Regions from separate parts of the Mus musculus genome. Here regions 2, 3, 4, 5 and 6 are each linked to region 1. A link is a loop called in an ENCODE intact Hi-C map of the cell type or tissue named here. Cell type or tissue: heart. All regions are shown on one strand. Region 1 overlaps Rab40c (Rab40C, member RAS oncogene family). Region 2 overlaps Rab11fip3 (RAB11 family interacting protein 3 (class II)). Region 3 holds the start of Capn15 (calpain 15). Region 4 overlaps Capn15 (calpain 15). Region 5 holds the start of Pigq (phosphatidylinositol glycan anchor biosynthesis, class Q). Region 6 overlaps Nme4 (NME/NM23 nucleoside diphosphate kinase 4).

Region 1 (4,000 bases):
TACAAATAGATAGGTGCTTCTGAGCTGTGTATTTGATAAATAGGGTCAAGACATGTTTTTCTGAGACAGTTTCTTTCTTTTTCTTTTTTTCTTTTGTTTTTCGAGACAGTCCTATAATTTGCTCTGTATACCTGGTGTCCTCAAACTCACAGAGATCCACCTGCTTCTGCCTCCCAAGCACTGACATTACAGGCATGCACCACTAATGCCCAGTTGAGACACGGTTTTCTATGAAGTCTAGCTGGCCTGGATCTTGTTACATAGCTGGCTTGAATTTGTAGCAATCCTCCTGCCCCTGACTCCTCTATTTCCATGACATACAGTACGGGTACTGCACGCACACCCACAGGACTGACAGCAGCTATGCCTCTTTCCCCACCTTTCCCTACGCTCCCCTGGAAGGAGTTCAACTGCAACTTCCAAGCAGAGCTTGTGAGGACACTATTGCAGTGGTTTTATTTTTATTTGATTGATTAATTAATTAATTGATTGATTGATTCATTCATTCATTCGAGGCAGGGCCTCACTATGTCGCTCTGGATGGAACTCACTCTGTAGACCAGGTTGTCCTTGGACTAAAGAGATCTTTCATTAGAGCTCCGCCTGCCTCTACTTCCCAAATGCTGGGGTTAAAGATGCGCACCACCACACTTTATACTGATTTTTGATTGGCTTCTCTGAGAAAAGATCAGCAGGACCTGCAGCATAGCCTTCCTTGACTATGACCTAGACTCCCCAGTCCTATCCCCAGGAAAGCAACTGCCTGTCTACCAAGCTACCCCTAGATGGTGCTGTGGCCCCAGGCCTGCCGAGAGCAGAAGCTGCAACAGAACAATGGATGCCTGGGAAGAACCTTCAGAGAGACCTCAATCACTAACACCTGTCACCAACAGTCATCAACTATGTTGATGAGCCTGTCACTGTTCTCAGTTGGGTCTGAGGTGGTCCCTGCCACTGACCCAGCAGACTGTGTGACACTCACAGGCTCCCCTAGTCAACATACCTTTCTTTTAGAATGAAGTACATTTATGAATCACCTACAGGAGTCCTAGCACCAGGAGGGCCTGGAGAGGAGCTGACCCTGAAGGTGGAGGGAGCAGGGCCTGCTCTGTGGCCACTGGCCTGCTCCATAAACATCTAGCTGTTCCTTGTTCAGGTAGGAAATATAAGACACAGCCATGAGCTAGCCAGTGAATCAGCCTCTCCATTAGGTTTAAACATTCAGCAGTGTTTTAAATAATGGGAGCCCAGAGCAGAGCACAGGAGTAACACACGATTTGCATATACAAGGCCGGTTTCATTTCTAGTACCCCTCCCCCAAAAGGGTGGGAATTTTATTCAAAATAAGTCAGTGATCTGGGCATGGTGGCACACACCTTTAATCCCAGCATTCTGGAAACAGAGGCAAGCAGAGCTCTAGGTTCATGACCAGCCTGGTCTATATAATTCCAGAACAACCACGACTACACAGAGAGACCCTGTCTCAAAAAAGCAAAATAAACAAAACAGAAATCAGCTATCAAGAACCAGTGTGACGGGGCTGGAGAGTTGGCTCAGTGGTTAAGAGCACTGACTGCTCTTCCAGAGGTACTGAGTTCAATTCCCAGCAACCACATGGTGGCTCACAGCCATCTATTGTGAGATCTGATGCCTGTTCTGGCACATAGGCATACATGCAGATAGAGCACTCATATAAAGTAAATACATCTTAAAAAAAAAAACAAAAACAAAACAACAGTGTGATGGCACATGCTTGTACACAATCTCCAGTGAGTCCAAAGGCAGCCTGAGCTACAGTATGGGTCCAGCTATATGCCCAGCTATGTCCAACTTTTTTCTCAAAAAGAAAGAAACAGTCGCTGGGCATGGTGGCATATGCTTTTAATCCCAACACTTGGGAGGCAGAGGCAGGCAGATTTCTGAGTTCGAGGCCAGCCTGGTCTACAGAGTGAGTTCCAGGACAGCCAGGGCTACACAGAGAAACCCTGTCTCGAAAAACCAAAAGAAAGAAAGAAAGAAAGAAAGAAGGAAGGAAGGAAAGGAAGGAAGGAAGGAAGGAAGGAAGGAAGGAAGGAAGGAAGGAAGAAAGAAAGAAAGAAAGGAAGAAAGAGAAACAAAGAAAGAAAGAAAGTCAGTCAGTCAGTCAGTCTAGCTATGTGGAGCTGCATAACTACCAGGGAACCTGCATTACACTAACCCACAGATGGAGCCAGACTTTCAGCTCTCCCGCCAGAGAGCACAAGTACTGCCTGGCAGACATGGGCTCGAGGTCACAGGGGTCACAGCAGTGGCTTTGCATCAGTGCCTTCCAGCAGTTCCCTTTCTTTTTTTTAAGTTGGGAAGTGAAAGCTTTGTCTCCTCACCCTAGAAAGCATCTTTACCTAGACTTCTAGTCTTCCAGCCTGGCTGAGCTTCAACCCAAGGCCATTTGAGAAATTGAGTCCCCAGAGCTTCACCCAGAAGCTTCTGGGCCTTTCTCCCCAACAGGACTGATTGCTTTTAGTGTCTTAGTGCTCAGTTCAGTGAGGAGGACCCACTAGGTCCACTGCTCATCACACAGCTCTGAAGGGGCTCCACACCAAGCAACCATAGCGAGCAAAGTCCAGTAGGAGTGAGTGCTCGGGGGTCTGATGACAGTTCTCATTAACGTGTTAAGCCAAGATAGCAGAGAAAGAGCCCTTGGCTTAGCAGGTTCTAAGAGGAGCAATTATCCCAAGCTTGAGGGTAAGTAGGCCCTGAGAAGGAGGAGCACAGATGCGGAGGAATGCGCTGGAGGAGGCAGAGCAGTGACCTGGAAGGAGTCTAAACCAGACCCAAGGGAGACAGCAGGCATGTGGGGCCCAGTCTGGCAGAGCCACCGGCAAGCTCAGGTCTGAACATCACTCTCACGGGTCGGCGGTGTCGGCCGCCAGGACGCCATCCACACTAACTCTCTTTCAACATCATTCATTTTCCCTTCTGTCTAAAAATATTTTTCTTTTTTAATCAGCTAAGACAAGCCCCCAAAGAGGACCAGCTGTCCCCCTCAGGCCCCAGATCATCTGCTGAGCCAGCCACTACCCACTGGATCTGAAAGCCTCACCTAATAGCTTAGATCCATCCTCACAGGCCTCTTGCCCATTTGAACAGAGCAAAGTGCTGCCCCTGATAGATCTGAACACAATTCTTAATTTCATGGGATACATACTGAACAGAAACTGAGGCAAGGAGGTCAGAATACTTGCTCTACTCACAAGAATAAAACCATTGGCTGAGGTCCTGGCTCGGTCTACCATTCAAGTCAAGCATTTTGTTCAAGTTTGTATGAGACCAGATCTCACAAAGCTACCCTTGACCCCTGCCCAGTGCCCTGCAACTCCCAACCTTTTCCTCTAACTGAGCTCAGGGTGTCTCCTCTGCTTAGAGAAGGCTGTGACCTCTGTACTCCGTGCTTTCATCTGCTCACCTTGCTCTACGTGCTCAGATCCTGTCCTTCCTGACCTGTGCTGGCCAGACTGACTGCTAAGGTAACAGTCCAGCTTTCTTATCTTTCCCCATCAGTCTTGCCTGTATATTCTATTTTCTGGGAGATTTGCTTCATTTTATTTTCCAGCCTTTTCCACAATTTCCATTGATCTGCAATTTTTAGAAGCTCTTTGGGGGTCTAGATATACCACCCACCGGGCAGGAAGCTGGTCTTTGTTCTCAGAGGTGTGGTGAGATGTCTGGAGCTCCCTGGAGCTCGCAGGGTCCTCTTCTAACTACTTACATCTTTTTTCACACATTGATGAGTTTGGTTGTCCCTCTGACCCCTATGAAAACCCCTGAGACACTGCGACGGCTCTGTGACTCTGGCTTGTGGAGGAGCTTCTGTGCTGTGGGTGTCTCTGGAACGAACTTCCTTCCTTCCTTCCTTCCTTCCTTCCTTCCTTCCTTCCTTCCTCCCTCTTCCTCTTCCTCCTCCTTCTTCTTCCCCTCTCTCTCTCTCTCTCTCTCTCTCTCTCTCTCTCTCTCTCTCTCT
Region 2 (4,000 bases), 120 kb after region 1:
GTCACAGGTACCACGACGGGTTATGGCACAGGGTCTGGAACAGGACGGAGGTGTAGATCCAGTCCTGCAATGGCGGGGCAGGCAAGGGGCAGCCGCTCACAGACCTCCAAGTGTGTTCCACTCCCGAGATGCTCTGCCTTCCTGCAGTAACAGTGCTGCCCGACAGGAGCCTGTGTGGCCACTCGCCACCTAAGCCTAGCAGGAGATGCTATTGGTAGCGTCACATACCGCCTAATCTTCTCCAGACCCTTCTCCTAAAAGTCCCCCAGCCAGGGGCGTGTCCCTCTTCACACCAAGCCAATGGCATCTGGCGAATGTTGAGGTGAACAAAGAACCCAAAGATGTTTCCTATGAGTATGTGAAGTTGCAAATAGCCAGCAAGGAAACTTAGCTGCAATGCTGGTTCTGTTGGGCCTGGTCACAGAGACAGTGGGACAAAGGGCAGAGATAAGAGATGCACAGGCAGAGGAGCAGCAGGCGTGAGGTGTAAAGTGGTAATGCTAAGTCCTCTGAATTCAACCCTGCCTACAAACTCGAGGCCCCCAGAGCACAGGTGAGCACGACTAACATTCCAGGAAACAAACTATTCATGAATTTTGTCCTGATTTTTCTTTTTCTTTTTTTCTTTTTTTTTTTTTTTTTTGAGGCAGGGTTTCTCTGTATAACCCTGACTCTCCTGGAACTCACTCTGTAGATCAGGCTGGCCTTGAACTCAGAAATCCGCCTGCCTCTGCCTCCAGAGTGCTGGGATTAAAGGTGTGCGCCACCGTGCCTGGCTTGTCCTACTTTTTCAAGACAGGATTTCTCTGTGTAGCCCTGGCTGTCCTGGAGCTCGCTCTACAGACCAGTCTGGCCTCAAACTCAGAGATCTGCCTGTCTCTGCTGGATTAAAAGTGTGTGCTACCACCTCCCAGCAACAAATTTGATTTCAAAAACCCATCTTTAAATTCCCTACTCTGGTTCCTGTGCCTCATTTTTATAAAGTGCTGGAGTATCCTCTTTCACGTGTTAGATTGTTTTCTCCAACAAGGACAGCAGCCAACAAGGTAGCCACCTCCATAAAGGAGACAGGACATAGGCAGCTAGCGAGATCAAGGCATGCAGGGACAGCTGGGCCGCAGGAGAGTCCCAATGTCAGAGTGCCTGGCTAGAAGAGGTGACCAGAGCAGGAGCACCGCGGACAGCACCCAGCAGAGGGCAGCACTGCAGCGGGAGTCTCCGGCAGCACAGGTAACACCAGGTCCTCGTTACCTATTCATCTCAAGATCAGTCAGGCGGGCAGACAGATCCTCAAGGCGGTTGATCTGTTTATGGCACTGGCTACAGTAAAACTCAAAGGCCTCGTCAGTGAGGACGTCGCACAGCTTTGAGGCAAGAGGGTTGGAGCTAGAAAGACAGAGGGTCAGTCAGGAGAGAGAGAGGAGGCCCGCTTAGGTTATCTTTGCCAGGCACAGGGAGGAGGTGTTAACTGCACAAGTCAGACGCAGGGGAAGGGAATGAACTGTCCGAGGTGCTGGCTGTGCTCTTGCAACTACCATGAGCCCCGCCTTACACCACCCTGGGGAGCCTGGACACCCACCAGCTAGACACATGCCCCCTGCTGGCCAGTGAGAGCTATAACACAGAACCCCACTTAATAGTGGGCAATGTATCCTTATCCCCTGTGGAAGTCACCTGAATGTGACATCAAAGTGTGCCTCCAGGGGAGTTTATTTGCTGGGTTTCTGTCATTTTGAGATGATATTACTGTCTCAAACAAACAAACGAAAGGTGCATTGGCAGACTTGTGCTTTTGAGATCCGTGCTAACTTGGGATTCTGTCAACCTTGTGGGGATGCTGGGGCTCAACTCCCATGATTCCAATTCAACAAGCTCTTAGTGCACTATCATGATGCATCTGTTCTGGGCAACCTCATCCCTAGGGTAGGACCCACAGGCCATGGGAAGCTGATCTGGAAGTTCAATTGAAGAACTTCCGAAAGAAAGGAATATATAAAATGTAGTGTGGAAATTACAATTTAGATTAAAAACACCAGGCAGGAGATGGGGCAAACTTCACAAACAGGAGAGACTGCCACATGGATGCACAAATGCCAAATTCTGGAATAAGTCCACTACTTCAACTCAAAGTCCCTAGGACTCCTCGAAGGAGGACTGAGTGCCCAGGACGCACTCAGAGATCCCACTTCACAGCCAGTGCACCTTTGAGGTGGTATATGAGCAGGAGGCCCAGGTGAAGCTTACAGGTAGCCCTCCTAGCACTGGTTCCACATGTCTGTGCTGTCATGGTAACCGAGCTGAAGTAGACACAAAAGCATCACAAAATTCAGGAACATGAAAGCAAACAGGAGATGTTGGCAATATGGAAGAGCTGTCCAGACAGGTCCAGGCCCCACTGAGAGGCAGTGGTTTCCTTAGATGGAAAGCTCAGGAGGGACTACCTGGGCCTTCAGACAAGCCAGGCAGGGTCTAGTGAGCACACAAGTCAATGTCCTGAGGCACAACTTAAAGAGAGTGAGCATCTTCATCATGCCTACTCGATATCATAGCTGAGAACTTTTCAGAAAACTTGGCCAATATTAGCACATATGGCCTGGCTTATGATTCTTTTTTTTTTTTTTTTTTTAAATTTATTTATTATATGTAAGTACATTGTAGCTGTCTTCAGACATTCCAGAAGAGGGAGTCAGATCTCGTTACGGATGGTTGTGAGCCACCATGTGGTTGCTGGGATTTGAACTCTGGACCTTTGGAAGAGCAGTCGGGTGCTCTTACCCACTGAGCCATCTCACCAGCCCGCTGGCTTATGATTCTATAGTGTCCCTCAAAACCAGCCACAGGCCATAGAGTAATCAGTGACAGACAAGAGGATCTCAGCTAGACTTCACTCTGAGACAGGCTCAGAACTTGTCTGTGTGGTTTTAGCTACACAGACAAAGCAAGCCTCCTGACCAGCAAGGCCCAACAGAGGGGCTTCCCCAGCACTAGGTGTAGAGAGGGAGTAGATCATGACAGTGCAAGGTGTCACCTGGGGGTGAGAAAAGCAGGGTCCTCGCCGTCCCCATCGCAGAGGGTCTCCGGGGATAGTTCTGCCTCATTGCCCTCACCATAATCTTCAAAATGTTCCTCACTGCCAATCACCATGACGACAGCTTGGCTGTGGGGGCGGGATCTACAAAAGACAGAAGCAATTCTGAGTCACGGCCACAGGCACCCAGGCACCTGATGAGATGCGTACTATTCGACAAGCCACAGGTCTGAGCTCCATCACTGCAGGAGCCACACTGCTAAAACAGAACAGAAGCAGAAACAGGTGAGACCCATTTCCAAGAAGTGAGCTGCTACGTAAGCCATCACTTCAAAGGGGTATAAGGGAGACAATAAGGTGACAGACCATGCTAAGAGCTGTCAGTAGAGTCAGCCCTTTTGGTTCAAACCACAGTACTCCAACAGGGTTGTGGCTTTCAGTTTGACACCCATGAAGCTCACACACGTGGCCAGTCTTAGCAGCTGGACATCAGTAAAAGTGTAGGATCCCGTGCTGTCACAGCTGTCCTTCTTACCTGTGTACTCCCTTCCTGGATCTACTAAGGTCTAAAGAAATAGAACAACTTGCACTGGGTGATGGTGGTGCATGCCTTTAATACCAGCACTTGGGAGGCAGAGGCAGGTAGATCTCTGTGAGTTCGAGGCCAGCCTAGTCTAGAGAGTGAGTTCCAGGACAGCCAGGGCTACGCCGAGAAATCTTGTCTTCAAAAACAAAACAAACAGAAAATATAAAACAAAAAATTTAACAGATAAACAATTACGTCTTTCAGTAACTTTTTTTGTAGTACTGGGGCTAGAACCTAGGACTTGTACACACTGAGCAGTCAACCTTTTAAAGTGTTTGTTATTATTATTGTTGTTTTGAGACAGGGTCTCACTATATAGCTCTTGGGTAGCCCGCAACTCAAGAGGTAACCCAGGCTTGCCTCAAACTCACGAAGATCTCCATGCC
Region 3 (4,000 bases), 90 kb after region 1:
GATAGAACCAGAGGGGACTGGAAGGACAGGGTAGTCAAGAGATAAACAGCCAGGTAGGAGAACAATCCACACCCCGCCCCCAGGCCTAGGGAGGGGTGGAGGTGGGGACAGGAAGTGTCCTTTAGGCCAGAGTCTTAAGGCCATATCTGTATTTCTCAAAATTCAGCCTCCCAGGCCACACAGTTTAGAAATCATGACAAAATAAAGAGACAAGTCACCAGTGATCCTGGGTCTCTCCGTATCTGGTGTTTTTCAAAGAGCTTAACATTTTTCGTTTATCATTTTAAAAATTATTTTTAAAAAGTTTAATTTTGGCCTTTTCAGCCCCAGCAATTGTCTAGTGCAGTGAAAGGCAGTGTTGATACTAAAGACCACAGGGATGGACAAAGGACTACTCTAACTTTCTTAGGCTCTTAACTTATCAGCTCATCAATAGCATGTATACTGAAGGTTTTCAGGTCACCAAAAAGGCTCATCTCAAGAGCCACCAGTGAGAATGTGGAAGGAGACCAAAAAATGCTTGTGGTTTGGAGACTTAGAACTCTGTCTATCCCTCTCCTGTCAATGGATGACGGACAGCCTCAGTTTCCACATCTGTAAAATGGGCCTTACAAGTTTTGCCTTAAGGCCTGGACAATGTACAACAGGGGCCAGGAAAGCTTGGGAGTAGACAAAGCCTGGATCCAAGGATGGGCCACAATGGAACCCTTTACCCACAGAGGACTAACCTAGGCTTCTACATAGATATGGAGTTAGGGCCACTCTCAGACACTATGGCCAGCAGAGATTTTGATAACTCCATTGCAGTTAAGTTGTACAGTTTCTGAGCCTTGGATCCAGCAGGGTTCAAGTCTTCCTCCATGGAGGTCAATGACCTGTCTACCAGTCAGACAGCTCTAGACATTCTTAGATGTTAGAAAAGAAATGGGTGCATCTCTGTGGAGCAGAAGGACCTCAAAGGAAACAGAATCTACTACCCCATGGAGGCAAGCTACTGTTCAGCAAGACACAATTGCCCTAGACTGCAGAACTGTGGTCCTGAGCGCATCCCTGACAGCTAGACTCTGGAAGCAGGGAGAAACTCAAGAGGCAAGCTCCACATCTGTGACTTGCAGTTCTCCAGACTGGGAAAGGGGAAATTGCCACTGGAGGGGTAATCTCACAGTTTCTTACTGAGTAGCAGTTCTTCCTGATTTATTGCTGAACTGCAGGGTCAGCAGCAAACACTCAGGTAGGCTCTCAGGTTCTCCTGAAACTCAGGAGGTATCTATCCTGTTTTCGAGGCTAGGTGTTTCGCGGTCCTGTTTCAGTATCTGTACTCAGGGACCCTAAGAGCCAGCCTAGCAAGGACCATCTGGCCACACAACAGGGTTCCCAAATCAGACGTGGAAGGGCCCCTTTTTCAGAAAACAAAAAGAAAATCCCGCAGCTGTCAAGGGGCTGCTCTGTAACTTTCTCGGCCTGCTGACAGGCCCGCAAAAACAGAAGTGTGGGATGAGGGGGCACACAGGACGCTTTACTCTTGCTGCCGCCCCAGGCAGCTGCAGGTTTCTGCAGACAGTGCCCCCACGACCTATACCTTCGTACAGTGGGCCAACGCTTAGCCCCGGACAAGAGGGCACTCAAGGACAGGCAGGCACCGAGGGTCGCCTGCGTCTGAGGTTCCTAGGCTGGCCTCGAGTGACCCACACCTCCGGCGCGCTTCCCCCTCCCCTTCCCGCTCACCACAAGCCAGGCTACTGCTCCCAGGACAAACATGGAGCATCCCGGCTGATGCCCTGAGGCCGAGCTCTACGAGTCCTAGGCCGTCTGGCCGGCCGCCTACCGTGGAACTCACCTTAGCGAGCCGGCGGCGCCTCCTCAGCGCTCGCGATCGGTCTAGGCGGGCGCGGCCCTAGTGCCGGCCCTCAGTCGGTTGACCCACAACTTCGACCGGAGGGCACCAAGGGCCCCTTCGCGCCAGCCGCGATGCTCCGCCGGCTTAGCGCGTTTTGGCCGCGAAGATCCGTCTCGGCCCGGCAACCTTACAAACGCCTCCGTAGCTAGCGCCCGCCGTCCCGCCCGGCCTACCCGCTACGCCTTACGCTGCTTCCGTAGCGTGGCGCCCAGCCGGGGCCCGAGGCTACAGCGCGTCAGGGGCGCACGCGGCACTGGGAACCCGGAGCCGGGACTACGGCTCCCACAGGGCAGAGCGACGCGGCTCAAGGCACGCCGGGAATTGTAGTCCATGAATGGTCCTACCCTCTACTCTTTCCCTGAGATTTCGCCCTCCCAACGTGACCGGAGACGCTCAGTTCACGGATGCAGTTGGTACTCCCAAGCTAGTTTGATGTGGCGCGCTGGATCCGGGAAGAGAACGGACTACAGCTCCCAGGATCCCCTTAAGATGGGCTTTGGGCTCCGGTAGGCGTCCACGGGGTTCGAGTGTTACTGCGCCAGGGGAGATGTCGGGAGTCTGGGTCGTGATTTTGTACAAGGTCTGAACCGGTTGTCTGCTGCGTTGGGGCAGTAGGTGGTACAGTCCAACCTAGCTGCCTTGGCTGCTTTCTACCTCTTCCAGCGACTTCTGGTTTCTTTCCCAACGGTCTGAAGCAGCAACCGTGCTGGCACTGCTCCTTCCGAGGTTACTCCATCTGAGGTCTGTGTTTACTCGAGTGCTAGATAGGCACGTCACTTTTTCTAGAGAAACACTGGCATCTGAGGCAGTCCTTTGAGTTATGTTCACAAGAGCCCCCAAGCTATTTCCCATTAGAGCCCTTTGGCTCCCCCGAATTAACTTAATTCCAGCCACTTGTCCTCTGCAACTGAAAGCTAACTAAGAATCAGGCTGCTAGCCGGGCGTTGTGGCCCACGCCTTTAATCCCAGCACTCGGGAGGCAGAGGCAGGCAGATTTCTGAGTTCGAAGCCAGTCTGGTCTACAAAGTGAGTTCCAGGACAGCCAGGGCTATACAGAGAAACCCTGTCTCAAAAAACAAAACAAACCAAACCAAAAACCAACCAAAAACCAAAAACCAAAAACAAAAAACAAAAAAAAACATAGCACATAGCAAAAGGACACCCGGCACTCTGAATGTTGTGTGAGAGATTGGGTACTATTTGCCCCCGGACCCAGAAAACCTGAGTCTGGCTCAGTAGAGACTACAGATAATGTTTCTGGGAAATCATTCATGCTCCAGAAGCTAGAAAGCTAAAGACTGGCCATTGAATTCAGGATGCTGTGGGGACACCTATGCCTGAATGGGGAAGACACCAAATTTTGGCAAGAGGAGAGGAGCAGAGGCTGTCTTCCTGAGCCCCCTGACAGTGGTGAAGTCACTGCTCATTCATCAGTAGGTGATACCCATGATCAGGAGAATGGCCAAGCTGGATCCAGGACAGTATCTCTGGTCACTACGGGTCATCACTAGTGCAATGATGTATCACTGCACTAAGTAAGATGATCACACAGCAGGTAAAGCTGGATCATCCCAGGTTGGCTGAGCCCTGATCTATGCTAGTGTAGTATGGGCCAGAAGACAGACACCCTGTTGAGTGCACAGACCACAGGACACCCTGCAGAGGTCAAGAAGGGCAGAGAGAGCTTTGCAGGGACAGAAGCCATAGATCAACCACCCTGACTCTTGAGCAGATGGGACCCAACACTATTCCTCATAGTTTTGGGGCCACAGCTACAAAGGTATAGTTGCTTAGGTATAGTTGCATAGTTGCTAAGGAGACTGAGGCAGGAGGGTCATGAGTTCAAAGTTGACCTGGGCTAGAAAGTTCAAGGTTTTGTCTCAAAAAGTAGAGGGGTGGGTCAAGATGGTGCACTCCTTTAATCACAGCTCTTGCACTTGGGAGGCAGAGGCAGGCAGATCTCTCCAAGTTTTGAGGCCGAATCACATAAGACCCTGTCTCAATAAACAAAACACAAAGGTACACTTATAAAGGTGCATACTGCAGCCACAGTGCAGCTAGTGCTTGCCTAGCACGCGTGAAAACCTAGGTTTAGTAAGACTC
Region 4 (4,000 bases), 75 kb after region 1:
GGCAGTCCTTAAATATGAGGACTGCCATGCCCCATGCTTCTCTCAGGCCACTACTGCCCTATCAGAGCAGGGAAAGAGGCTGCCTGTTTCACATGCTTATGTTGTGTTACTTCGGTGTGACTGTATGCACATATGTGGGAAAGGAGTCCTGACAGGTGACCACACAAGAGTGTCATCTCCTGTTTTTCTTCCATCTGTCTAGCTGAGTAACCCTCTGAGGTCCATCTCCTCTAGTCTGGATATGTATGGATTCTTCTAGATCATTAACACTATCTATTACTGATTCAACTTGGATGTCCACTGCCCACTTAAGTCCTAGGACTATCTGTAGTGGGAACTAATACATATTGGAGATGCCAGTTCAGGGGAAAGCTAGAGTAGTATGGAGCCACAACACATCCTCAGGTCTTGGGATTATCTTGTTATCCTACTTGTCCATCCAAACCATTCTGGACATCTTTAGTTTTTTTTTTTTTTCTTACATAGCTCAAGCTATTTTTGAACTCCTTATTCTCCTGCTTCTACTTCTAGAGTCTTGGAATTACAAGCACACACTACAATGCCTGGCCAGAGCTCTGGATGTGAATATCTTATTAATTAAATTTATTTACAGGATCTCTTTGTAGCCCTGGCTGTCCCGGAGGGCTAGGTTTAAAGGTGTGCACCATTATACCCAGCAAAAATCTTGGCTTTAATTTATTTATTTATGTGTGCCTGAGTTTATGTATATGTACCGTGTATATGCTGGAGGCCCTAGAGGTCAGTCAGAGAGGCACTGGTTCCCCAGGAACAGAGTTCTAGATGGTTATGTGCTGCAAAGCAAACTCAACCCAGTGTCCTGTGGAAGAGAAGCAAGTGCTCCTAACCGGCACCATCCATCTCTATGGCTTGTGCTGCTTTGCTTACTGAGACACGGTCTCACTGAGCAGCCCTGGATGGCCTGCAACTCACTATGTGGCCCAGGCTGCTGCAAACTCTTTTTTTTTTTTTTTTAAAAGAATAATTAATTTATTTTATTTATATGAGTACACTGTAGCTGTCTTCAGACACACCAAAAGAGGGCATCAGATATCATTACAGTTGGTTGTGAGCCACCATATGGCTGCTGGGAATTGAACTCAGGATCTCTGGAAGAGCAGTCAGTGTTTTGTTTTGTTTTTTTCTTTTTCTTTTCTTTTGGTTTTATGAGACAGGGTTTCTCTGTGTAGCCCTGGTTGTCCTGGAACTCACTCTGTAGACCAGGCTGGCCTTGAACTCAGAAATCCGCCTGCCTCTGCCTCCCAAGTGCTGGGATTAAAGGTGTGCACTATAATGCTCGGTGCAGTCAGTGTTCTTAACCGCTTACCCATCTCTCCACAGCCCCCTGCTCTCTCCCTCAAATCCTTTCTTTGAGACAGGGTTTCTCTGTGTAGCCCTGGCTGTCCTGGAACTCACTCTGTAGACTAGGCTAGCCTCTAACTCAGAAATCTGCCTGCCTCTGCTTTCCAAGTGCTGGGATCAAAGGCGTGTGCTACCATTGCCGGGCCTGCCTCAAACTCTTAACAATCCTACTTTGCTTCTTGCCTCAGTGTGCCAAATTATGTAGTCTAGATGTGACTGCTCACAACGCTGAACAATCTCTCACCCTGCCCCCCCCCAAAACTCATTTAAGAATGAAGCAACAACAACAACAAAAAGAATGAAGCAACAACAAAAGTAAACTTTCATCTACATATATGAATTTAGTAAAATATGAAAGTAGGAGAGTCATCCACCCATGTGACACATGTATGGTGATGTTCTCTGCTGGGGCACGACTGACTGACTTACAAGACTGAGAAGGAAGTCCAACATATAGCCTTAGCACTCAAAGCCACAAGGTACACCTAGCAATTCTACTCTTAAATTTCCTCAGGACACACACACACACACACACTCACACATACACACACACTCACACACATACACTCACACACATACACACACACACGCACACACACATACACACTCACACACATACACACACGCGCGCGCGCACACACACGGAATGTTCAACACCAATAGCCATCAGAAAAATGTAAATCAAATCAAATCAAGCTCCACTGCACACCCTGCAGGACAGTTATCAAAGCCAGAAGACAGTGAGCATCGTCAAAGTCAGGGAAAGCAGAACCCTGCCAACACTGTTATGGGAAATGTAAATGGGCCAGCCCCGAGACAGCAGTGTTTCTCAGAATGTTAGATAAATTCACCATATACAGCAGCCCCAGCCCAGGGATATACCCAAAACAACAATTAAACACACATCCACATAAAAACCTTTAACATGCAAACAAAACAAAACAAAAACCCAAAACCAAAAGCAAACCAACAAAAAAAGCTAGGCATAGTGACATTCTGGAGGCAGAGGCAGATCTACAGACAGGCCTGGTCTACAGAGCAAGTTCCAGAACATCCAGGGCTGTTACACAGAGAACCCTTTTCTTAAAAACCAAAACCGAAACCAAAACAAAGCAAAACAACAACAACCAACCAAAAAATAAAATACAATCAAACAATCTTTAGCATGAATGAGCATAAGAAGCATCACACAAAAGCTAAGTGGAAATGACATCTGTTCATGAGCAGAGAGCCAAGGGCAGCTTTTTTCCTTTTTTTTTTTTTTTTTTTTTTTTTTTTTGGTTTTTCGAGACAGGGTTTCTCTGTGAGGCTCTGGCTGTCCTGGAACTCACTTTGTAGAGCAGGCTGGCCTCTAACTCAGAAATCAGCCTGCCTCTGCCTCCCAAGTGCTGGGATCAAAGACGTGCACCACCACTGCCCGGCTGGGTAGCTTATTCTTAAGACAGCATACTACTGATGTGTGAAAAGGAAGGAGGTCCTGACAAAGCTGCAGTGGGATGAACCTTGAGGGCAGTGTGCTTGTGACATGAGCCAGACAGAGCCAGGTCACAGGTGAAATCTCTAGAAAAGGGAAGCACAGAGACAGGAAGCAGTGCAGTGACTGCCTGGGGCCAGAGCAGGGACCAAATGACTGCAAACAGGATCTCTTTCAAGTGTAAACAAGTTTATAACAATGTTTGTTCAAAGCTATGACTGGTTGAAAATGACTTGTACACTAATAATAGTTGATGGTGTGTGTGTTGGCTAGTTTGATGTTAACTTGATACAAGCTAGAGTCATTTTGGAAGAGGGATCCCTCAACTGAGAACATGTCTCCACCATCTGGCCTGTGGGCAGGCCTATGGTGCATTTTCATGACTGACTATAACCGTGGGAAGGCCCAGCTTCCTATGGGCAGTGTCACCCCTGGGCTGGTGGTCCTGGATGCTATAAGGCAAACTAAGTGAGACACAAGGAGCAAGCCAGTAAGCAGCTCTTCTCTATGGTTTCTGCACCAGCTCTTCCTCTAAGTGCCCTTCCTGAGTTTCTTCAGTGATGGACTGTGCTGTGGAACTATAAGGTGAAATAAACTTTTCTTCCCCTAGTTGATTTTGGTCAATGGTGTCTTATCACAGCAATAGAAAAACTAAGACAGTGTGTAGGTCTTATTTCAAAAAAAAAAAAAAAAAAAAAAAAAACTGCTTAAAAGGAGTTAAACCTCAACTTGGAGGTATTGCCTGGAGCGTCTTGCAGACCCAAAGGGAACTGACACTGTAATCCCTCATGTGAATCAGTGCACCATCCCCACTTGCTTGAAGGGTCCCATTCTGCTTGTCACGGCTCTCCAGACCTTGGGTTCCCAATATCTTCTGACCATTAGAGTAACGTGGTCCTACAGATTCCAGTAGTATCAGTGCCAGTATCTCCTTAAAGTCACCCCAGCCAGGTCAAAGTCACTTCAGAAGGTAGTCTCCTGTCTACAGTTTTATGCCCAGATAATTTCCTATGCCTGGTAGCTGTTTGTGAAGTGCGTCATGTCATGTGTGTCATGTGTGTCATGGCTTCTGAGCAGAGGACAGTTAAGAGTTTCCTAGGTTTACTAGAACAGAGCTACTAGGTCTACATCCTCTCTGAGGTGAAG
Region 5 (4,000 bases), 47 kb after region 1:
ACGCCCAACACTAGGGCAGGCTAAATCCCCATAGCCAGTGTCAAGAACCAATTTCTCTTGTCCCTTCAGTAGGAACTGACTCCAGAAGGCCATGACATGAGGCACGGCTAAAAATACTAGAGCCATTCCGCCTGTAAGAGCCCCGGCGGGTCACTGTCATAGGGAACCCTTCAGCCCAGCCCAAACTCTTGTTCAACAACTTTGTAAGGACACACCAGCTCAGTGAAATATCATTTGACTCTCTGGGGGAACACTTCACATGAACTAAGGAAAAATGCTCACAACCGTGTAGGAAGAGAAATGCCCTTGATCTAATTATAAACAGATGTTTCAAAGGTTGGTTTGGAGTCTGCTCACAACTCGTGAATCCACTGTGCTATATACACACTGTGTCTATGCACATCCTCCTTGTGGAGTATGCTTCATTTACAGTTTACCTTAAAGCAAAAAAGCTCGGGTCAAAGGAAAGAAGGTGCAAGGCAGAGAGAGGTTGGAGCTCTGATCTGTGGGGTACTGAGAGAACTCAAGTTGAGGCAAATCCCCACCCTCACTCCCATCTCAGCCTCCGGATGCACTGAAGTGTAAGAAGGAGTGTGCTTACACTGGGCTGCTGGGATCCCAGCAGCAGAAAATGATGATGAAAGAGCAGGCGATCGATACAAGAGGTGAGAGGCTGGAGCGAGAAGGCAAAAACCTGGGATGCGTGAAGGCCTTTAAAGATGCTGATTAAAAGAACAGCCCAAGCCTGGAAAAGCTACCTTTGCTAAGAAGGAGTCAGTTCCCTCCCCGACAGCCCATTCCCAGGAGGGTTAAATAAGAGGCCCCAGGAAGTCTCTTCACAGAACTCCAAGTCAGACTTCAGCAGCAGAGCTACTGCTTACTTCCCCTGCAAGGAACAGGCTTGAGGGATGGCCAGCCCAGTTAAGAGAGACCTGGGACACATCATAGCTGAAACATTACTTTGTGAATCTTTGAGAGGGTTCATATTTACCCCACGTTCAAACAACAACAACAACAACAAAACCACTTTTCTGACTAGGGATGTAGTCAGTTGGTATGGAGCCTACCTAGCCTGCACCAGACCCTGTGTTGAGTCCCCAGAACCTCATAGACCAGTAGTAGCAGTGCATATCTGTAATCAGGAGGTGGCCAAAGGACAATCAAAAATTCAAGGTCATCCTTTGCTACACTAGGATTTTGAGGCCAACCTAGCCTAAAAGAGAACCTGCACAGAAACACATTTTCCGCCTCTGTAAATGCTTTCCTTTTTCATTTCAAAAGGAGGGGGTAATCTGTTTCTGATCTTTACTGGAGTGGATAAATATGAGCCTCTCAGCCAGTGCCCCAGGAATCTTCCAGCCAGTTCCCGGCCTGGAGGGGAGGAGGGGCCTCTCGGTGCCCTCAAGTTCCGGAGAGCAGGCCCAGACCCACAACGGGTGCCGCTGAGCCTGGAGGTCAGCTGCGTGGGTGGCCGCCTCTCCCTCTATCCCGGCCTCAGGTTTCCCATCTCAGAGTCTTTAGGACCAAGAGGCCTGCGCTACCTCGGGATTTCCTCCTCTTCCTCTCCCGGCCCCGCCACCCGCTAGTGCTCACCAGCTGGTCCCCGGGGCCGCGTCCCCGAGCGGTAGGGAAGGAACTGGGTTGGGCACTGCGTTCGGCGGGCCCGGGAGGACGACCGTGCTTGCGGCTCCCAGGCCCGCCGCGGGACATCAGCACCATTTCCGCCGGCTCCGCGGCGTTGTCGCGCGACGGTCCGGTCCCCAAACATGCCCGGGCTGTCCATCGCCTGAGCCCGAGAGTTCCGCGCGCGCGGCTCCTGTCATCAAAGCTACCCTCGCTGTAAATATCCTGAAAGGTCCGGTGGATCCAGCCTTTGAGGACCATGGTAGCCGCTTTGTTCTTACCGCCTGGCCTCCTAAACCCAGGCCCTTCCATCTGTTTCTATCCATTGCGAGTAGGGTGCATGCAGACCCGTGTGGGCCGCATAGTCTGAAAGCAATACCCCTAACAACGCAGTAACTAGTGTTTATTGAGCATCTACTTACAAGCAAAGTTTCTTTCATTGTCCATTAATCCCCCACAACATAATGAACAGGGCATATTGATTTAGCCTGCAGGAGTGACATGTGTGTTGACCTCAACGTCCAGATGACAGGCTGGGTGCCACCCCACACCCTAAAGGAGCAAAAGCAAGGAGCTTTTTCTTGCTTCTTCCCACATGAAGAACATGGGTGAGACCAGATTCTCAATGAGTAAGCTCTTCAAACACACACACACACACACACACACACACACACACACACACACACCCCTCCCCTTCCAGATCTCATCTGTAACATGGGAGGAAAGGCTACTGTTTTCCTGTCTTGAATGGAAGGGTATGAAAGAACCTGTGCTACCCAGAACCGTCCCAGCACCCCACCTAAGTGCTCAAAAGTGGTTTGGACCTGGATTGAAGGGAAAACTGAAGGTATCTTTCAAAACAGGGAGTGTCCAGTAGAGGACCTGCCCTTGCTATGTGCCCTACCAGGACACATGTTGGCCTTACCCCTCTGATTTGCCTACTCCTTACCTCTCTGTTGGGCCCAGAGTGCTGTTGGAGGCTCAAGAATGGGAATATTTTTGAAGCTGGGGGGAACACTAAGGGACCACACCCTTCCCCTAAACTGCCCAACCCAGCCTAGCCACACCCTCCCTGCCTGCCTGCCTGCCTGCCTCTGATTAGGATGTAGGGGTTGGACACCTGGCAGGAGATCTTGCCTAGCTATCTGCTGGCAGACAGCCTCAGCACCCAGGATCTATAGCTTCAAGTGTTGCCTCAAAGCTCAGGCCTCCCGAGACCCAAGCTAGCAGAGCCAGGGACTGAGTGGCCCTTGGGTTTTAGGGGCATGAAAACCTATGAGCATACTTAATAGGGAAGTGGAGATGGCCCAGTTTAGAACCTCATCAAGAAATGGTGATTCATGGTTTCTGTGTAGACAGGGGCACTTGCCAAGAGGAAATCACAAAGCCAGCTAAGACCAGGTATCAGGAAGACGGCTCAGCAGGCCCCAAGGAGCCTACCAACCTTCCATGATAGTACAAAGGACTCAGGCCCGGCCAGTCCTAGCAAGGGGCAATTTCCCCCAGAGCCTACCCCTCAGGCCATCTCCCCCAGATACTGGTACAACTTGATGCAGTTGTCCCCTGCATCTGCCACCACTAGTTGGCCCTGGGGTGCACAGGCCATACCCAAGGGCCTCTTTAGTCCCTCCAACTGCAAACAGATGGGTGGCCCAACCCGGGGAAACAAAGTCACTTGGTGCCTCTGCTCATCAGCCACAATAATGCTACCCTCTGCATCAGAGCACACACCTGCTGGGTGGCCAAAGTTATGCCCAGTCAGGGTTCCTAGGGAGCCCAGAGGCTGGTGGGCACTGCCAAACAGCTGTACATCCCCAAACTCTTCACTCACAGCAAAGCCCCCATCAGGCCCTGGACCTACCCAACAAGGGCCCTCCAGACCTAGCATGGAGGTTGGAGCAAGGGGCTCCCAGGTTGGTCCTAACATGAAGCTGTGAACAGTTCCAGGCAAGTAGTCTGTCACCAGGAAGTGTCCAAGAGCATCCACAGCCAGCCCTCGGGGGGACAGGAATGTGCCTACAGTCACCCAGCGGCCCTGGGGTTCCCGGGAAGTGTACTGGAGAGCATACACAGCCCCGTGAATGAGGTCACTGACCACCACAAGCCCTGCAGCTGTCACCGCCACATCCTCTGGGACAAAGGCTCCAGTTCTAGGAATGCAGCAGGGTAGTTGACAAATGGAGCGTCCCTCAAGATCCAGCACATGGACACAGGATGCAACACCAGCCGTCAAGAAGAGCAGACCATCTGGGGAGCAGTGCAGGCCTCGGGGGCTCCCTGCAGCCCCTGCTGGCACCAGGATTTGTCCCAGCAGGCGAGGCTGCCGAGAGCAATTGGCATCTCTAAGTTGGTCCAGCCTGAGATCAAGATGTCAGGG
Region 6 (4,000 bases), 200 kb after region 1:
TGGTGTCTGTGCAGCCACTTAGTCCATATACCCAAGCTGGCCGGGCTGCGTGCTATCAGCTGTGGAAGTCGGAACTCCAGATGAACACCGCTCTTGGACACTACCTCCCAGTGCAGAGAATCTGGAGCTTGCAAACCCAATAGCTCCCTCTCGTGGCTAACCCGGGTGGAAAGTCCAGAGTGAACCTCTTGCTGGCTGGCAAGAATCACTGCACTGAAACTCAGAGAACCAAGAACTGGGTTCCATTGTCTAGATGTCAAAGAGTGAAATGACTTATCAAATTAGCCACAGAAGCTGTCATGATGTACCTGCAACTGAATCAGTGACTCTGGGATCCGGGGTGAGATGTGACTTACATGTGTCAATGTGAACATAAATGGACATCAGGCCGTGGTGGTCATCATGGACAGCATCAGGTCGGGAGTGGAGGATACTCTTTTGTGCCTGGGTTGCATTGAGGGAGAGATGAGAGTAGCCCTTGGAGTGTTAGGCTCTGCTGTTCCAACTTCAGGAGACCTGATACACAATACCCACAAAGACTGGTGTGTACTCCTACTGAAGGCTCGCTCACTGGGCCTTGAAGAAGCCTCAGGTCCGGTCTATTCTTTACTGCCATCCTCAGACAAATCAGATGGGCAGGAGCTATACCAGCGCCCGCAAAAGAACCCCAATTGGATTCTCAATTTCATGGGCCCTGGATTCTTGCTTGGTTCTTGCATTTACCCAAAGTCGAGGGATCCTTCCTTTCTTTACTCAAAGCTCTAAGCTTCAGGCCTAATGTTTTATACCATGCATAAAAACACTCATTAAAGTGCTTGAGTAAAGCAATTTCCTCCACATTTGTCATGACTATGGGACATCATGGTGCATCATTGCTCTGGTGACCTATAGCTTGGCCCTGTAGTCGTGCCAATGAAATAAGTAGAATACGGTGGTAGCTGGGACTAGGGGAGTAGTAATCCAGGATCGGCATTATACACTGGCCTTAACTCCTCACCTAGGACTTTCTACTCCCCTGTAGGAGGTAGGTAAACTGAAAGCAGGATCCCATCAGGCTTGCTGTCACTGCCCATGCTGGGGGCAGGGGGACCTTTCAGTGACTCGGCTGTCCTGAGGTCACCCATGTTTCTGTGGCCAATCTCTCATCCACGGTCCCATAAGCCAGTCCAACGAACTCATGGGTTCACCAACTGGAAATGGTTGGAATTGTTACTCTAGTCTGTTATTGGTGCCCTAGAGGGGGTGAACAAGCATTTGTTCATATCTCCCAGGAAAGGTCACACAGTGCTGAGATAGCAGAACTAGTAAGTAGACCATTTCCATTTTAAGCATAAAATTTTAATGTCTCTCCTTTGAGGCAGGTGAAGTCACCTTTGACAATGCCCCAAAGGTTGTCTGGCACTTTTGTACACAAGGACATGGTCCAATATTGTATTGACTTAGGATACAAAAAGGCACATAGAGTTGAGGCTTAGACTCCCCTGGGCTGGAGTTGGGTAGAGCGGGAGTAGGGAGTGGTTTGGGGACATGGGAAGCATGGGGGCTTGACTTCTTGTTGACAGAGGTAGTAGGTCATGGGTAGACCTGAAGTGCAGAAGGCAGTGCAAGCCCTCAGGCAGGGTAGCAGCTGCTGTGGTGACCACCATCTGCCCAGTTCAACAGTTCGCTGCTCTGAAACCACAGCTCGATCTCCCTCTGGGCCCCATCCACAGAATCGCTAGCATGGATGACGTTCCTGTGAGAGGTGGAAAAGGTGGAGTCTGTGGTTGAGTCCAGTTTAAGTCTGGATTGGGACCCCAGGGCTATCTTGCCTCTAACCTGCTGCCCTCTGTCAGGGAACAAGGTGACCGTAGAGAAGAGAAGGAGATTTTGGAGTTGGTTATGGTGCTACAAGCCTATAACAAGGGCACTGAAGAAGCTGAGATTGCAGGACTGCCTTGAATCGTGGCCAGTCTGGATTAGAGAGGGAGACCCTGTCTCAGAATAGAAGACGGGGGCTGGAGAGATGGCATGGCAGTTGGAGCACATCCTCTCTTGCAGAGACCCAGACCTTGGTTCCCAGCACCCAAATACAGTGGCTCACAACTACCTGTAACTCTGGCTCCAGGCATCTAGCACCCTCTTCTGGCTTCTGCAGGCACTACAGGCATATGCACACACAAAGATAAAATAAAATATAAATAAATAAATAAATAAATAAATAAATAAATAAATAAATAAATAAGGGAGACGAGAGCCAGAGATGAAGCTCAGTTGGTAGAGTGCTTGCTTGCCTGGCATGCACAAACCCCTGATTTTGATCCCCAGCACTCGGTAGGCAGTACTAGGCAGAGGCAGGGAGAGTACAAATTCATGGCTGCGCTCAGCAATATAATCAGTTTGAGACCAGCCTAGATTACATGAGAAAAATGAAGGGAAGGAGGAAGGGGAAAGGGTGGGCAGTAAGAAGGGCTGGACATTTGCATCTCTCCTGGCCTCAGTTTCTCCCAAGCTCAGAGGCCAGCCTATATACTAACTTCTGACAGCTGCCTCTCCCTACCGGTAATCAGAGACGCCCCTCGTGGTTGGCGACCAAAACAGAATACTAAAGAGCCAGGAAAAAGTGGTTTTAGTCAGGCATGGAAGCCTACTGTAAGCTCAGCACTCAGGCAGTAGAGATATGAGACTAAGGAGTTCAAGACAGGGGCTGGAGGGATGGCTCAGCGGTTAGGAGCACTAATTGCTCTTCCAGAGGTCCTGAGTTCAAATCCCAGCAACCACATGGTGGCTCACAACCATCTGTAATGGGATCCCATGCCCTCTTCTGGTGTGTCTGAAAACAGCTACAGTGTACTCATATAAGTAAAATAAACAAATCTTTTAAAAAAAAGTTTAAGACACCTTCAATAAGCTCAGAGACAATCTGGCCTACCTGAGAACAGATCTCAAAAAAAAACCTGGCTTTTCTTTCAGCCCAGCAAGATTCCCACTTCTCAAGGATTTTTTTTTTTTTTTTTTTGGACAGGGTTTCTCTGTGAAGCCCTGGCAGTTCTGGAACTCCCCTTTGTGACCAGGCTGTCCTCAAACTCAGAGATCTGGCTGCCTCTGCCTCCTGAGCGGTAGGATTAAGGGGGTGTCACTGTCACTGTCACAGCCGCCTGACTAACACTGGCCTTCTTTGCCCCACTTTGGGAGACTAAGGGTGTCAGGGCCTCCATACCTGCTGATGTGAACACTGAAGTCGCCCCTGATTGTCCCGGGGGCTGCCTCTGTTGAGTCGGTGTGTCCTATCATGGCCCTTGAGATATGGACCACATTGGGGCCTTCCCAGACCTGCAGCACAGATATGGGGGTTCGAGAGAAGCTGGGGACCCTGGGTGCCCTGGGCTCAATCCAAGCCCTTTCCTTTGCTCGGAGAATGACACCCCAAAGACCCATTCCATTGCCCCTGCCCTGCTGTACCATGGCCACCACAGGCCCAGAGCTCATGTAGCTGATAAGAGCTGGGTAGAATGGCTTCCTCTGTAGGTCCCGGTAGTGCTCAGCAAGGATGCTTTCTGGTGCCTGTGTGGAAAGAGGTGTGAGACCAACCCTCGGAGAATAAACCCCCAATTGGTGTCCTGAGTTTGGGGCACCTTTTGGACACAACTCCAGAAGCTAGCTCCTACAATGGATACCTCCCAACCCTTGCAACTGCAAGTGCTAGGAGCCTTTGGGACACCACAGCCCAAGGGAGATACCTGCAGCATCTTCATCCCCACGAGCTTGAAGCCCCGCCTCTCAAAGCGTTGTATCACAGTCCCCACTAGTCTCCTCTGTACCCCATCTGGCTTCACAGCAACCAGCGTCCGCTCTTGGGGCCAGGGGGGGCCTCCTGTTAAAAAAAAAAGACAGGTCGGGGTGAGGATGCTCCACATTTTCAGGGCCCTCCCACCTAGATACCTGACAGAGCTCAGACATCAAAGGACTGGGAAGTTCCTGCCACAATACAAACACAGACAAATGCAAAGGGGAGCCGCCC

What was found. Peaks named below come from ENCODE experiments on the same cell type or tissue, not always from the same donor. Only the 100,000 strongest peaks of a DNase experiment are listed, where the experiment ranks them.
Region 2: a loop joins it to region 1, with 5 times the contacts of the local background. A loop is called at or near these places in 24 of 42 quality-filtered maps.
Region 3: a loop joins it to region 1, with 2.5 times the contacts of the local background. A loop is called at or near these places in 12 of 42 quality-filtered maps.
Region 4: it touches region 1 in a loop (2.6-fold over the local background); 2 of 42 quality-filtered maps call a loop at or near these places.
Region 5: it touches region 1 in a loop (2.6-fold over the local background); 6 of 42 quality-filtered maps call a loop at or near these places.
Region 6: a loop joins it to region 1, with 3 times the contacts of the local background. A loop is called at or near these places in 18 of 42 quality-filtered maps.

Annotation. Positions count from the first base shown.
Region 1 is chr17:25,893,349-25,897,348 of GRCm38, forward strand. The region is part of intron 2 of Rab40c (Rab40C, member RAS oncogene family); the gene reads right to left. Among named protein-coding and RNA genes, the nearest start is that of Wfikkn1, 14 kb to the left of the region's middle. In heart, a CTCF peak has its summit at 2,200; DNase peaks (open chromatin) are centred at 803 and 2,272; H3K27ac peaks cover 648 bases.
Region 2 is chr17:26,010,746-26,014,745 of GRCm38, forward strand. Rab11fip3 (RAB11 family interacting protein 3 (class II)) reads right to left here. Exons shown (of 14, transcript NM_001162868.2): 5 at 3,029-3,172. Among named protein-coding and RNA genes, the nearest start is that of Capn15, 27 kb to the left of the region's middle. In heart, a CTCF peak has its summit at 1,588 (motif pointing left); DNase peaks (open chromatin) are centred at 1,186 and 1,526; H3K4me3 peaks cover 556 bases.
Region 3 is chr17:25,983,634-25,987,633 of GRCm38, forward strand. Capn15 (calpain 15) reads right to left here and starts at 2,241. Exons shown (of 12, transcript NM_001347334.1): 1 at 1,838-2,241. It overlaps 1700022N22Rik (RIKEN cDNA 1700022N22 gene), which reads left to right and starts at 2,197. Exons shown (of 2, transcript NR_166913.2): 1 at 2,197-2,403. In heart, no CTCF peak of the experiment used is centred here; a DNase peak (open chromatin) is centred at 2,208; H3K4me3 peaks cover 2,517 bases; H3K27ac peaks cover 1,975 bases.
Region 4 is chr17:25,968,557-25,972,556 of GRCm38, forward strand. All of the region lies in intron 2 of Capn15 (calpain 15), which reads right to left. Among named protein-coding and RNA genes, the nearest start is that of 1700022N22Rik, 15 kb to the right of the region's middle. In heart, a CTCF peak has its summit at 2,144; no DNase peak of the experiment used is centred here.
Region 5 is chr17:25,940,222-25,944,221 of GRCm38, forward strand. It overlaps Pigq (phosphatidylinositol glycan anchor biosynthesis, class Q), which reads right to left and starts at 1,768. Exons shown (of 11, transcript NM_011822.4): 1 at 1,594-1,768. It overlaps Nhlrc4 (NHL repeat containing 4), which reads right to left. Exons shown (of 2, transcript NM_001039038.2): 2 at 2,012-4,000. The coding sequence starts at 3,550. The coding sequence ends at 3,140. In heart, no CTCF peak of the experiment used is centred here; DNase peaks (open chromatin) are centred at 1,620 and 1,750; H3K4me3 peaks cover 2,924 bases; H3K27ac peaks cover 3,386 bases.
Region 6 is chr17:26,090,418-26,094,417 of GRCm38, forward strand. Nme4 (NME/NM23 nucleoside diphosphate kinase 4) reads right to left here. Exons shown (of 5, transcript NM_019731.1): 2 at 3,720-3,853; 3 at 3,442-3,543; 4 at 3,200-3,312; 5 at 1,328-1,735. The coding sequence ends at 1,612. Among named protein-coding and RNA genes, the nearest start is that of Decr2, 2.3 kb to the left of the region's middle. In heart, a CTCF peak has its summit at 2,122 (motif pointing left); no DNase peak of the experiment used is centred here; H3K4me3 peaks cover 342 bases; H3K27ac peaks cover 343 bases.